2 separate regions of the Homo sapiens genome follow, and region 1 is linked to region 2. A link is an interaction called in ENCODE POLR2A ChIA-PET data of the cell type or tissue named here. Cell type or tissue: PC-3. All regions are shown on one strand. Region 1 overlaps TESC-AS1 (TESC antisense RNA 1). Region 2 overlaps MED13L (mediator complex subunit 13L).

The links. Peaks named below come from ENCODE experiments on the same cell type or tissue, not always from the same donor. Only the 100,000 strongest peaks of a DNase experiment are listed, where the experiment ranks them.
Region 1: POLR2A ChIA-PET joins it to region 2 with 33 read pairs; 2 of 35 experiments call an interaction of 5 or more read pairs at or near these places.

The regions. Positions count from the first base shown.
Region 1 is chr12:117,128,924-117,131,423 of GRCh38, forward strand. The region is part of intron 2 of TESC-AS1 (TESC antisense RNA 1); the gene reads left to right. Among named protein-coding and RNA genes, the nearest start is that of TESC-AS1, 31 kb to the left of the region's middle. In PC-3, no CTCF peak of the experiment used is centred here; a DNase peak (open chromatin) is centred at 1,428; H3K27ac peaks cover 995 bases.
Region 2 is chr12:116,119,546-116,122,045 of GRCh38, forward strand. All of the region lies in intron 2 of MED13L (mediator complex subunit 13L), which reads right to left. Among named protein-coding and RNA genes, the nearest start is that of MIR620, 28 kb to the right of the region's middle. In PC-3, no CTCF peak of the experiment used is centred here; no DNase peak of the experiment used is centred here.

The sequences.
Region 1 (2,500 bases), 1.0 Mb after region 2:
ATGTCACAAACATGTCATGTTGCAGAAGTGACATGAAATGTGTCAAGATGACATGCTGCACGTCATATGCATGTTATGCCTTTCAGAATCATGCATACACACGTCATATGCACAACATAGGCTATATGGTACATGCACAACATATATATGTGATGTTACATGCAGAACATTTGCAATATACACGTTACATACATGCGTTATATACATATTACACAGAACATGTGCAATGTATATGCAGAACATAATACATGTATGACATGCAATATGTAATGTGTGTAGAACATGTGACATATACGTAATATAAATGCTATATGCACATTTATGTAATATGTGACATACACATGTGACATATGCATGGCATGTAACATGTTTAATGTGACTATATATGTAATGTGTGATGTTACATGCACATTTTATGTATGTATAATGTTATAGATACATGCTATGCATAACATAATGCTATATTTTACACATTACATGTACATAACATGTATGTTACACAACATATACGTTCTATTGTTACACGTGTATATACATATACATATACATGTGTATAATATATACATGATATATGTTACATATAAATGTTATGTGTCACACATCTATGTTAGCTGTTGATAAATACAAACACACGTATATATATGAGTCACCATCTTGAGAAACCAAGAATTCAACAGGCGATCCTCTGAAGATTTTTGCCTGTCAGCTTCTAATTCCTTCAAAGGCAAAATGATAGTATTCACACGAATAAACCATGCTGACACAATGGCACAAAGTTTGCCCTGAGCTTACCCCTCTGAGTTTCACAACTCAACCAAACTCTACCTGCTGCAACTCTGTCATAAGCAAGATCACTGAAAACCATAGACATCTCTACAGGGGAGGACTGCCTTCTTCTAGCTGTTTCCAGGGAGATGAGGATTAAAGCAAACTCAACCAGGGGAGTTGTAAAAAGCAGCTTGGGTTTTGGAGTCAGGCTGAGCTGGGTTGTGATCTGGGCCTTGTTATTCAGTAGCTGTGCTGTCTTTTGTTTTGTTTTTGAGACGGAGTCTCACTCTGTTGCCCAGGCTTGAGTGCAGGGGTGCAATCTCAGCTCACTGCAACCTCTGCCTCCTGGGTCCAAGCAATTCTCCTGCCTTAGCCTCCTGAGTAGCTGGGATTACAGGTACACACCACCACGCCTGGCTAATTTTTGTATTTTTAGTAGAGATGGGGTTTCACCATGTTAAGCTGTGCTGCCTTGGGCAAGTTACTCAACTTCTCTGGGCCCTGGTTTCCTCAGTTGTAAAGTGGAGAATTCCAGGTATATGCGGCTGGCACAGAAGAAGGGGTCAGAACAGCATGAGCTTTACACAGAGTGGAATGTTTTGTGCTTTTTGGCAAAGGGTGTCCTGTCACAGGAAGGTAAAGGTGACTTCATCTAACATTCCAGAAGGGTTTGCCTGCTGATTATGTCAGCGGCTCCAGCTCAGGCAGGAGCAGGGTATGAATGCTGACCTTGGGAGGTGGTAACTGACATGCCTCTGAGGTCTGTGGGAAAGAACAGCAAGGCTTTCCCTACAGCAGAAGCCTCATTGGAATGACAGACCCAAGCAAATGGGGTTGGATGAGCTCCTTGTTCCCCCAAGCTGCTATGGTCTAAATGGCTACTCCATGACACCTTGGCCACCTCGATTCCAAGTCACTCACCACCTGAATGGGATTATTTCACACTTGAGAGGAGAGTTACATTTGGTTCTGAAGCTGCCGATGGTGTTTTCCACATTTTGGGATATGGGTCCTGAAGGCAGGGCAGACACACCATTGTAGAGACCTGTGGCCCCAAGCTGAGCCAGCCACACAAGCCGAGAGAGCACTGGCCCAACTGGAGTCAAATGTGAATGAGCTAAGCTGAAGGTTTCAGGAACAGTCTCAGGTAAGCCCCAGCACACAGTATCTCCAGCCCTTATAAGACTCTGATCTCTCAAGACGGATGCCTTAAAGTCTCTATAATCTGGAGGCTCTTGGAGGAGTGTGATGTCTCTGTTTCTGTTATCCAGCGCTCAGAAAAAACAAAGCTCCTTGAGTCCAGAAGTGGGAGGATGGTGTTCAACAGCATTCAACAGGGCATGACAAGAGACATAGCTGGCTGGCTTTCTTTTCTCTTTTTTTTTTTTTTCGAGACAGTCTCACTCTGTCACTCAGGCTGGAGGGCAGTGGCACGATCTCGGCTCACTGCAACCTCCACTTCCTGGGTTCAAGCGATTATCCAGCCTCAGCCTCCCGAGTAGCTGGGACCACAAGGTGCGGGCCACCACACCCAGCTACTTTTTGTATTTTTTTGTAGAGAGGGGGTTTTGCCATGTTGCCTAGGCTGGTCTTAAAACTCCTGAGCTCAAAAAGATCCACTCAAAGTGGGTGGATTAAAGGCATGAGCCACCGCACCTGGCCTTGGCTTGCTCCTTATAAGAAATAGCTGTTGGCACTCATACCAATGGCTACACATCCTCAGTGGGCTGAG
Region 2 (2,500 bases):
CTAACACTTAATCTTAAGAAGGCACAGTGCCTTACACCTGTAATCCTATCACTTTGGAAGATCAAGTGGTAGGATTGCAAGGCTCCAGCTCTTAAAAAAACTTTAAAAACTTAGCTGAATTTGGTGGCACGGGCCTGCAGTCCTAGCTTCCTGGGAGGCTGAGGCAGAAGGCTCACTTGAGTCAAAGAGTTTGAGGCTGCAGTAAGCTATGATGGCATGCCACTGTACTCCAGCCTAGGCAAGAGAGAAAGACCCCATATCTTTAAAAAAAAAAAAAAAAAAAAAAAAAAAAAATATATATATATATATATATATATGAAACTTGTCCAAAGTCACATAACTAAGAAGTCTTAAGAATTTGTAGTCAAACTGAGCTACAGTCAGCAGCATACAGGGATCAAATGCTTTTACACCTACTGTTACAAATAATAAATATATTAATCATTCCATTAACTGAATTCCTCAAGGGGAAGCAATTTATTTTCATAGCTGCTGTGGCTAGAACTTCTCGGATATTCATAAACATGCATAGAGTTGACTTGATTATGTATATTTCAAAATGTCATTGAAATTAGCACCAATCTAAAATTTCCTCACATCTACTTAAAGAGGATTAGTGGTACAGATGGGATTCATATCCAAATGTTCTGACTCTGACACCCATGCTCTTTCCCCTACACAACACTTAGTGTTAAGCAAATCCACTCACTCAACCCTTCTTTAACCATTCTTTTATTCTTAGCACTGGGTAGAAAGGCAATGTTAACACTGAAGTTAAATTTTCCTTTGGTTCCAAAATTTGGACCTAAAATTAATGTGTTCTAGTTACATGTTAACTTTTTCAAAGGCTAAGTCAGACAAAACCACATTTTGGCTTCTTTAAATAATCTCTCTTTCTCTCTCTCTCTCTCTCTCTCTCTCTCTCTCTCTCTCACACACACACACACACACACACACACACACACACACACACACAGAGTAAGATTTTCTTCAGGGGAAAATACATAAAGAGGGACAGAGTAGTTAGCCTACGTTTCTACAAATGAAATGCATTCTCCCTTTCAAGGTAGACTGAGAAGAAAAACGACTACCAAAAAGTCTATAAGAAAGTCCTATCTTTATGAAACCTACAATCTCTCCACGGCATGCTGTCTCCATTCCAAAAGAAAAAAAAATAAAAAACAGGAAAAAAAGCCTTTCTAATTCTTTTGATCTTTCCAGTTTCTATTTAAATGCTTATAATACCTTAAGAATATAAAGTAGCAAAAAGACTATCTCTATAGACTATGTTTATAAGTCTAATTATGCATAATGGGAGAATTTTCCTAAAATTTTGTTGGTCTCAAAAGAACCAAGAGATCTAAAATGCATGTAAAATAAATGAGTGACAACAGTCAATCAAAACAAGGAATTTCTAAATTAAAACATTCTCCTGCTGTTATTTTGTCTATTACAGCCAGATTAAAAACTAAAACTAAGTACTACTACAGCTGCCTATTTACAAAGAAAAACTATTTTGGCACTAAAGTTATCTCACTTAAATTATAAAAGCTATAATCAGAATGTGTTTACGTTGCTGTTATTCAACCTTTTTTAATACAGTTATCCTCATAATCAAATATTTAAACTGCAAAAGTAGTATATAAATGTTTTTTAACAGAAAAGACAGTGTTTATAAAGGAAAAGTTTTAAATAGTAGTAATTACTGCTTAGTGCCCAAATAATTTTTCAAATCCCCATCAATTGCAATATAACTTCTTTCAACTTCACCAAACATGACTCCTTACAGAATTAATAAGCTTATTTGAAAGAAAAAACATAGAAAAGGTTCAGGGAGAAAAAAAGTCAATATGGCAAAATATCAAAGCAGCATATACTTCAATGATTTTGTGTTTTCCAGCAGAGATCTTGGAAAGATATCCCTTCCAATTCCATAAATGAAACTGACATACTTTACTTGAAGGGGAAAAAAAAATGGGAGGAGGGAGAATGGAATAGGGTAGGGAGGAGCATAAAGATTGTGAAACCTTGAAGAAATTCAAGCTCATGCTTTTAGAATTCAGGTCACCCAGCCTTACACAGTTTAAAAGTAGAATTACTTTCAAAGAATACATATTTCCTCTGAGCTATGATACATATTTCCTTTTAATGTATCATATTGCAGCAACAGCTGAAATGAACGTCTAGACATCAAAAACACTTCTTACTCCCACCTACTGCTTTTTTACCTCAGGCATCAAAACTAATGAAACCTATTATCCAGAACATTGAGTTCAGCAACGGCATTGGCCACTGCAAATATTGGAGGTGGGGGAAGGGCACTTTCAGGGATGGCACTTCTTATTCAGCCGTTAAAATTGTTGAAAATCAAATTTCACTCGAAACTCCAGAAACACAAGTAAAGGAAGGCACAGGAAACAAGTACATTGTTTCCCAGTTAGATTTCAGTAACTAACGGCTAAAGATAGCATAGCTCTGAATCCAAGGTTTATCATTTGCC